Linked DNA regions of Mus musculus: region 2 is linked to region 1. The links are chromatin loops, found by intact Hi-C in ENCODE. Cell type or tissue: left cerebral cortex. All regions are shown on one strand.

Evidence for each region. Peaks named below come from ENCODE experiments on the same cell type or tissue, not always from the same donor. Only the 100,000 strongest peaks of a DNase experiment are listed, where the experiment ranks them.
Region 2: a loop joins it to region 1, with 2.7 times the contacts of the local background. A loop is called at or near these places in 8 of 42 quality-filtered maps.

Annotation. Positions count from the first base shown.
Region 1 is chr5:65,761,447-65,766,446 of GRCm38, reverse strand. It overlaps N4bp2 (NEDD4 binding protein 2), which reads right to left and starts at 2,926. Exons shown (of 20, transcript NM_001024917.1): 1 at 2,857-2,926. In left cerebral cortex, a CTCF peak has its summit at 2,425; DNase peaks (open chromatin) are centred at 1,347, 2,040, 2,358 and 3,068; H3K4me3 peaks cover 3,359 bases; H3K27ac peaks cover 2,513 bases.
Region 2 is chr5:65,955,893-65,960,892 of GRCm38, reverse strand. It overlaps a transcript of Chrna9 not described here. Among named protein-coding and RNA genes, the nearest start is that of 4930480C01Rik, 7.0 kb to the right of the region's middle. In left cerebral cortex, CTCF peaks have their summits at 959 (motif pointing left), 2,086 (motif pointing right) and 4,919 (motif pointing left); DNase peaks (open chromatin) are centred at 2,078 and 4,904; H3K4me3 peaks cover 363 bases.

The sequences.
Region 1 (5,000 bases):
GGGAACTTAAGAGATATATGTTGAGACTCACTGCTCAGCCTGACAGTTGGCTCTGCCTCAAACTTACATGATTCTACATAGGAAAAGCTAAAGGGAAGGCCGAGAAGATAGGCAGGCACTTACTTTCTAAAATTCTAGCTGATTAATAAACAGTTCTGCCGGGCATGATGGCGCACGCCTTTAATCCCAGCACTCGGGAGGCAGAGGCTGGGGGATTTCTGAGTTCGAGGCCAGCCTGGTCTACAGAGTGAGTTCTAGGAGAGCAGGGCTACATAGAGAAACCCTGTCTCGAAAAACCAAAAATAAATAAATAAATAAAAAGTAAACGGTTCTGCTGGGTATAGTTAATCATACCTTTAAAACACTTGAGAAGCAGGAGCAGGTGGATATTTGAGTTGAGGCCAACCAGGAATATATATGGAGAACATACCTCAAAAAAATAAAAAATAAAAATAAAAAAGTTTCCTCTGCATATCAAAAGACTCAGAGAAACAGGATTAAATCATGGCATTTTAAAAGAAAAATTTCTTTTTTAAAACACACCTACGTTGATAGGAGTTAGCCTCTAATTGTGTATAAGATAAATGCCTTTACCATGACTTAAGCCGGTTTTCCTATTACGTTCAGTACTGCCACTTGACAGCGACTAAAGCCAACAGGTGAACAGAAAGCTCTGAGAGTACAGTACACTGATCTGCAGGAAACAGGGGTCTGTTACTGCTTTCCAGGTTGAGTTTGTTGTTGCTGCTGCTGCTGCTGTTTTGGTTTGTTTTCCTCATTAACTAAATCGCTGTCTCTCTGCAGAAGAGCAGCAGCCATTTCTTTCTAATTCTTCCCAATACCTCCACCATGTAGCACACACACACCCCCATCTCCGCAGAACATTTAAATAATACGTTGGCATAGTAACTGAAAATTGACTGACCTTTAACCAAAACAAAACAAAACAAAAATCGGCTGAAAGAAAACTGAACCACACTTATCAACACACAAAAACGCATTGTTATGTTTCGTAAAAATTATTTTTGTGAAAACTGAACCACTGGAGTTCGAACGAGTTGCATCTGAGAGCTAATTTGAAGGCCAACCGTAGAAGTGATTTTTTTTTTTAAGGAAAGAAAAGGCGAATGGTGCTATCGAAGGGTACTGTATTAAAAAGAAATAAATTAACTGGGGGCGGAGAGGCAGCTGCAAATCAGTCATTGTTTTCTGAAAGGCCAGGTTATCTCCGGGATTTTTTTTCCCCCCCTCGGAGGCTCAACCAATCCCCACCTTTTCTGAGTTAACCAGTCTCCAGGCAAGCCGCGCTTCTTGATTGGCTCGGAGACACCGAGTAGAAAAAGCAGCCAATCCTTCGCAAGCCAGACCTGTGCTATGGAGACGTTACAACCACTGCATGGCAAGAGTGTGTACAAACCTGTCGGTACAGCAAGGCCACCTCCCACTCCTAAAGACATGTGCGGAAGGATTCCCTAAAGCCAGCGGGCCCTGCCTCCGATCTGGCTGGCATCGAGTTAAAAAAAAAATTCTTCCCGCTCTCTTTTTGGGGCAGGAATAAAGAAAGTGTTGTAACCAAAAGCGCGAGCGGGATAAACTGCCCCGCGGTCTGACTCCGTCTCTCGAAGCCCGGTTTTCGGAGAGCGAGAGGGAAAGTTACGGATGGGAAGGGGTGAGGGTCGCGGGCGCACCCGCCCGGAGGGAGGCCAGCCTGCCGGTGTGGAGTGAGCTTGCGAGCGAGCGTGCGTGCGTGTGGTTTGGAAGTGAGTAAATAAACAGCTCTACGGGCACTACCAGCCCGGGCAGGCGGCCCAAGTTCCCACAAGGCTCGGCCTGGGAAAACGGCGGGGCGCTCGCAGGGGCGCGAGGTCAAGTCGGGGCGGGAAGGCACCCGGAGAATCCGGGGGCGGGAGGGGTGTGTCGGGGCCTGGAGGCCCGCCAGGCGCTGGAGGAGCTGCCGGGGAAGCTGCCGCGGCGCCCGCCTTCGCTCGGCCTCGGGCCCCGCGCCAGGGCCCGCCTCCCGCGACGCCTCACTCCCCTTCCGCCCGCCCGCCCGCCCGGCCCGTGCCTGCCCGGGGTTGCCGCGTCTCTCGCTCGCCGCCCGCCTCGGGCCCTCCTCCTCTGGGACTCCGCGCTCCCGGGATCCCCTCCCGCTCTTTTCCTCCCCGAGTCCCGCCGCCCGCCTCGCCAACCTCCGCCTTTACCTGCTGCGGGAGCGGGGCGTCGAAGCCCCCGGGCCGTGTCGTCGAGTAAGCGCCGCGGGTCCGCAACCCTTTCCCGCCGCCGCCAGCCACTACGCTCTCCGGCGCGGCGCGGCGCGGCGCGGGGCTGGCGAGCAGCTGTGTCCGCGGGGCGGGGGTGGGGGAGACGCAGCGAGCGTGCGGAGCGAGGACACACTGCCGCTCTCCGTCCGACCGGGGAAGAGCAGCCGCGCAGGAGCCCGCCGCGAGAGGGCGGGTGGGCGGCCGCGTGGGGAGGGGTCTCGCGGCCGCCGCAATGGCTGCCACGTAGCCAGGTGGATCTCCGCCCCCGCCCCGGGGCCGCGACCTCTGCTGCTCCGCACACCCCCCACCCACCCACCCCGGGCTCTCCAGGATGCGTCGGCCCGCGCCCGCCACGGCGCCGGCCCGGAGACCCGAGCCCACCGGTGCTGGCGCCTCGCTGGCTCCGTTACGAGAAGTGAGTCCCGGGCCTGGCGGGAGGCGCAGCCCGGGACCCGCGGGGCCCCCCGAGGCTCTCCCGGAAGCTTGCGGCCCGCCGCTGTCCCCCGAGGGCTCCGGGGAAAGGCAGGCGCTGGGACCCCCCCTACTGCTGCCCGTGTAAGCGCCCCGGTGAGCCGCGGCCGGGTCTAACCCTCACCTCTCTCCCGAGCCCGAAAAGCAAAACAAGGTCGTTCTGGCCCTGGGCAGCGAGGGAGGAACTAGGAGCTGGGGCGGGCGGGACTGCAGCTGCGAGGTCGGCGGGGCGAGGCGATGGGCCCCGCGCTGTCCCCCACGGGGGCCCGCTCACTCGGGGCGGACGGGCGGCGGCGCCCCGCGGGAACAAAGGGCCCCGCGGCCCCAGCAACCGGGACGGAGGCTGCCGGGATCCAGCCCGCGCCGCCAACGTGCGGTCGGAACCCGCTGGCCTGAGCCCAAAAGAGCTGCGGCCTTTGCCAGTGTGGAGCTGGAGTTTTCAGGTGCCAAGAAAAAGCAACAGTGTTCCCTTTCCCTGTTAACGATCCTGGATGATTAGCCCGTCCCCTAAGCCCGCTCCATGTTTTTCCTTGTTGGACTCTGACTTCCTTGCTTAATTTGTTCTGTCCTGACATGAAACGATCAGAGTACAAAAGTGTGTGTCTCTCTCTAGCCTTCTGATTAATGATGCTACTGGTCGTTTCGGAGTTTTTAGTTTTGTTCTTTTTGTTTTTGTGTCTGTTTTCTCCTGGACTTTCCTCTCTCTTTGCAATTACTTTGTATTTTTCACTGCCCCCCCCCCCCGTAGTAAAATAACCTCTTGATATTCATCCACATCAGAGAGACAGATTATCTGTCAATTGTTATGGCAATTATTTAAACTGAATGTAGATTTGGAAAGAATACAAGTGAAAAAAATCCCTTTAGATCTGGCTTGAACATTCTCACACTCAATGAGCAAATGGTCTAGTGGGGTTTTTTCTAGAAACTGGTGTATTTAAGCAAAGAAACTAGTGTACTTAAGCAAATAAATGTTCTAATGAAATCTCCCACACAGAAAAGAATATGAATGGATGTGTTTTTTATTTTCTTTGTCTTTTTAGAGATCTCTTGAGTTTCAGTGTTTAAAAATATATACTATACAAACATCTTTATTAAGGCTTATTCTAAATATGGTAAACAAAAGAAATTTAATAGTCTACAATCCCGAGCGTAAGTAGCTACTGCTGAGAACCTAACATTAATCTGTTTCTAAGCAGCTATTAGGAGCCTAATAACTGTAATATATGCCACTTTTGAAATGAAAGAAACTTAGTAATTATAGACTTCAAACAAACCTAGCAAATTTATATTAATTTTGTTCATCTGAAATATGTTCAACGTGATAATAAAAACTTGTATTTAAGTTCTTGAATTTCTTTTGAACATCTGTTAAGGATTTATCACATCTTAAGTCCAAATAATAAAAGGGGGGAATTCTTAAACATTAGAAAATATATTTCAAGGGACAGCACCACCCAATCTGAATTACTTTTGCTTACTATGTCAAAAGAAAAGTATCAAACCCATAAAATTCTCACAGATGTAAAGAACAAAGCCATCTTTACCAGTGTGCACAATGCCAGGCTTGCTTTATGAATACTTCCAAGGACTCCTCTTTCCTTATTGGCTCACATTCTAAGCCAATAGGAAAAGTACAACACATCTTTCAAAGGAGGAGACAGCATTGGAATAAATGGATTGTTTATCACATTCATTCTCTCTCCAGCTTAGGTCCTGTAGTTTCAAAGGAGACATGTAAGAGTCTGAATTACTGAGTCTCCAGACAGGGGTGCTACTTCTCAGGGGTGCAACTCCACCTCTGCAGTCTTCCAGTTGACTAGAGTATAATTGGTTATAATTAATTGTGTGAAAGTAGTATTTAAAATACCAGATGAATATGTAGAATGGCAAAATGCTACCAGCTAATACTTTTAATAATGAGGTGACTACTCAAATTTTAGTTAAAAAACTGGCCCTTAAAGGAACTAGAGATTTGTAAATGTTTTCAGAACATTTGGAACATATTTATTGTATAAATTATAAAGCTGTTTGTTTATATTTGCATTTGGAGCCTAAGTATGATTTCATTGCCACAAAAAGTAATGTATGGCACCTTTATTTCCCTCTGCTTAATTCTAGATTTTACAGATGTATGATCTCTTACTGGATTACCAACTCCTGGAAGATAGGTTGTTTCCTGCTCAGCCTTGTATTCCTCACTGCCAAATTCAGAAACTTGTACAAAAGAAGCAGTGTGCTATGTTAAAGATGGGATAAACAGGGATA
Region 2 (5,000 bases), 190 kb before region 1:
GATGTCCCCTGCCTAAGCCGCACAGGCTCCAAGAGTCCACAAAAACTCCACTGAGTTTCCAACAAAAGAGCCAAGTTCATGAACAGACATGAGCAGGTGCTAAGGACCGCGCGTGCAGTTTCTGGGTCAGCAGAACGGCGGATACGTGATCCCCGCACACGATCTATCCAAGTGAATGATCTGCAGCAGTATCTGATGTCCATGCTTTGCCAGAAGATACACGATGTTCCCCTAAAGTCCCCTAAGGGAATAGTGTTGTGCAGGGTGAGTTCCTCTGGTTTTCCTTCACAGTCTGGGGTCTCTCCTCCCTGTGGGCGGAGAGGCTCTCCACCCTGGGAGCCTTCCAGTCGCCTCATCAGGCTGCAGGAGCCCTTGCAGATCCAATCCTTTCTCACCCACTGGTTCTACTTCCTCTTTTCACAGCAGACTGTGTGGTCACAATTGTATGATAGTTCTCTGTTGCTTTCTATTATCACCTCCCTGAGGACAGTGCAAATGTTGGGTAATTGATAAGGCTGGAGGAGACCCTCCTGCTTGTTCTGAGGACCAGTCTGCTCCACAGGCGTTAATCCATGGGGGGAAAAATAAGGAAACACAAGGGAGCAGTAGGCAAACCAAACTCCCCTGTTATTTTGTGACTAGCTCCCAATCACTCTCTTAACTGCATATTCTCTAATGTGGTGGTGTGAATGAAAATGGCCCCTTCAGACTCATCTATTTGAATGCTTAGTCACTGGGGAGCAGCACTGCTTAGAAGGATTGGGAGGTGTGTCCTTGTTGGGGTGGGTGTGGTCTTGTTGGGGGAAGTATTGGAAGAGGGCGTGGCTTTGAGATTTCAAAAGCCTAAACCAGGGTTAAGAGCACTGTCTGGTCTTCCTAGAGGTCCTGAGTTCAATTCCCAGCACCCACATGGTGGCTCAGAGCCATCTATAATGAGATCTGGTGCCCCCTTCTGGCCTGCAGGCATACATGCAGGCAGAATGCGGTATACATAATTATAAATAAGTAAATCTTGAGAGAGAGAGAGAGAGAGAGAGAGAGAGAGAGAGAGAGAGAGAGAGAGACTAGGCCCCTCACTGCCTACAGGTCCTGATGTAGGCCACTCAGCTATTTCACCATGTCTGTCAGAAGTTTTGTCCATTGTCATTATGTAAGTCAGCCCCAAATAAATGTTTCCCTTTATAAGAGTTGCCACAGTCACGGAGTCTTGCCAGGCTGCACGTCTGCCTCGCTGGGGTGCAGGGAGCGCCAGCAGAGAGCTCAGAGGAGACAAAACAGAGTCTGTAATGGGGGCCCTCAGTCTGTGTTTTCCTGGAGTGGGAAACAGCGGAGCCTGGGGCGATTGCTGTGGTTCCGTCTCCTGTGTACCCGGGGCAGCTGGCGTACCACCCAGAGTTGGGAACGGGGTCCCAGGTCTGCGCTTCCCTTTGCTCGCCAGGCTACATGGGATGCTGAGGCAGGAGGATTAATTGAGGACACAAATTCCAGACCATCGTGGGTAATGAAATGAGTTCCTATCTTGAAAAGAAGGGGGAATGAGAGGGAGAGAAATGACTCTAAAATTATATGCAGAGCTATGTACGGTGGAACACTTGTAATCCCAGCACTTGGGAGGCAGAGGCTGAGAGGCTGCTGAGCGTTGCTGGCTACTCTGTTCAATATAGAACATTCCAGGCCAGCTGGGGGTACAAGCAGACCCCTGAGCAGATGTCGCCATCAGTCTTCATCCACATCATCATCTTTACTCATTACTGAAATTCTCCCTCTTTTGCACTCCTTAGATTTTTACTTCAGGCAAATGCCTCTCTTGTCTCCCCTCCCCCGATCCTGACCCTGATAAGATTTAGTTAGTTCAATATAAACCTGGTTAGTTCACCCAATTCACCTAAAGAACTGTCTTTTTTAAAAAGTTCAGACAGTCTAGGAGTAATCTAAAAGATTCAAAGCCTATTTGTTTTAAATATAGAATGGAGATACTATTAAAAGAATCGGAAGAGATGACAAACAAACAAACCAAAACAAACCAAATTTGAGAAGTAATTCAAATTCATGGTATTCTAACAGAGCCAAGGTACTTCACCTTGCCAGCCACCAGATGTCGCTGTACACTCCCTGCAGATCTCATAAGGGAAATCGCTATTAAGCCTAAGACCTAAGAAACAGCCTAAAAAAATAAAATAAATAAAATAAAATAAAATAAAATAAAACCTGCCACCTAGTCGCTTGAAATAGTATGTCTATAGCAAGCCATCCATTTATCTAGGATTTCTGGCTAATAGTCAAATGTTTACATCAATAAAATCTCTCAATTGATTTAAGCAAAGAAATAGACTGGAGTCTATTTGTCCTAATCAATGTTTTCTAGAACATTCGTGCTTTCTCTTTCCTGCTCCTCAGCCAGATCAATGTCTACAAAAGCACGATTTTGTTAGACCAGAACAGAATGTTCCAGAAGAGCAGCAGAGGAACAATTAGTGTTCCCTGCTTTGGAGGACTGACTGTATCTCACCCACTTCTTTAAGGTGGGATTTAAATGTAGTGTGTGTGTGTGTGTGTGTATTTTATGTGTGTATGGTGTATGTGTGTGGTATATATATATGGTGTGTGTATGTATGGTGTGTGTGTATGTATGGTGTGTGTGTATGTATGGTGTGTGTGTGGTATGTATGTATGTATGTATGTATGTCCACTTTTAGGTCAGTGTGGCTTAGCAGATGCCTCTGAATTGAAATAATCTCTTCAGAAGAGAGAGGAAGACTAAGGAGACTCTGGAGACTGAAAGAATCCTTCAACATGTCTGGTAGAATAGAAACTTGGAAGGCTCTGGAAGGCTCCTTCCCAGGTTTATAAAAGCAGTAAGCAACTGCTGGGGTAGAAGACGCTGAGCATCCAACCAAGCTCCAGAGGGGTTTCTCAGGCCTGTCATGCTGTCTGCAGGCTGTGCAGTGTCCAGGCTCGCCGCCTTTATGGGTCGCCGACCTTGCTGGGATGGAATCTCCAGTGCTCTGCTGCCTTTTCGAGTCATCTCTCTTCCTTAAGAAACCCCTCACCCACACTCCTGTGAACAACCTCGGTAAAAACTCATGGTTTCACTGGATGTTACTCGGTCGTCTCTCATGGTTCCCCTCTGTACCGTGAGTAAACTTATATGTGTGTGTCGGACACGTGGAGGAAACTCACACAACAGTGGGCTCCGGGGATTGAACTCAGTCTCCAGGCTTGTCCAGTTAATGCCTTTACCCACTGAGTCATTCTGTTTCCAGCTCTAGGGTGGGGAAATACTAAGTGAAACATCTGCCTGGTAAAATGTATGACATGCTTCTGCAAAGGGCCGAACACACGTGCTGGGGTAGTTGTGCTGACCCCAAGTGTGATGACAAGTAGGCTCGCCATCATTTCTCTCACACTCTCATCCAGCCTCTACAAGACGCAGCAGCTCACCTAACACTGTCTCCCTGACCTGGCACTTTCTGCATCCATCCTGTAAGCAAGCCCTTCCTCAGTCAACAGCCTTGTGGTTGTTCGGATGAGACTCTTCTCCATAGGCTTGAACACTTTGTCCCCAGTTAGTAGAACTGTGTTGGAGAAGTGTCACCGGAGGGGGGGACTTTGAGGTTTCAAAAGACTCACACCATTCCCAGTGTCTATCTCTGTCTTCCTTGTGTATGTGGATCAAGATGTGAGTTCTCAGCTGCTGCTCTGATACCATGCCTGCTGCCACGCTCCCCGCCATGATGGTCATGAACTAGATCTACCACCTTCTGGAATCATGAGGCCCAGTTAAATGCTTTCTTCTAGAAGTTGCCTTGGTCATGGTGTCTTTTCACAGCAATAGAAAAGTAACTAAGACAACCCTTCCTTGCAAGGGCTCTTGGGAAATGGTAACAGCAGTGTTCCTTCTGTTTCTTCTCCAGTTTGCCGGAGCCAGTGTCTCTTCATGCTTTCAAAATCGCTGTTCCCAAAGTGAACCACTGGTCCTGGCCATAGAATACTTGCTAGGGCTTCATAAGCCTACAAAGAGAACCTGACAGAAACTATCCTTGCATAGCGGTTTCTCTGGGTTTCCATGGCAGTAAAGTCTCTTCTGTTTTTTTTTTTTTTTTTTTTTTTTTTTTTTTTTTTTCCCTGTCTCTTCTGGGTCTTTATGATCTTTTGATGTTGGGTTTCTCAGGATTGAGTCCCAGGCCCTCCTCTCAAAGTGCGCTCATAGAAACTCTTAGCAGTTATGAGGGGACACGCAGACAGAGGGAAGAGCATAAGAACAAACTCCAAGGTGACAGATCACTGGCATGATTTTTCAACCCTTGATGGTAGCACTTTAAAAACTAATTTTATACCATTATTTCTACAATTATGATAGGTGGTATCTTCTCTCAGCCTTTTATGATGTCTCATTCATTTAAGGTTCAATGTGCACATGTTGCTATTTTAGCTAAATAGAATGTGAGGCTTCTCCTCACATTTCGCCTAAGGGTAAATTAATTTTTAAAAAAATCTTAAATTTCACTTTCCTACTTATACGTGTACTGTGTATGTGAAAAAAAAATACTGCTTCAAGGAAAACAATTGCTTAATAAATGAATGAGAAAGCCCTGTTGGTCTTGTAGCAGACACGTCATTTCCTGTCAATTCAAATTTAAGTTCCTTTTTCCCAGAATGCACTTCCCCAGACTCTGATGCTGACTTTTGGGGGGTTGGGGGGGGGGTTGCTGTTTTCCACCATAATCTTTCTACCGCTGTGAAGTTTCCAGAGTTACAGCAGCTGCAGGAAGCAGGTGTGTAGAGTTGTAGCACGTCCACACCACAGGGCAGGGGTGGGGCATCTCTTCCTGTGAGCCCATAAAAGCAGTAGTGGGGAGTTCCGTGAAAAGTCAGCGCTGATGCTGATGACGTCACTGCTCGGGCCCTCTGCTGCCCTCTGCAGGACAGGAACTCTCAGGACTAAGAAGGGTTGGGATGCGTGCTGTTTCCTTGAAGGAACAATCAAGAGAGGGACCCGA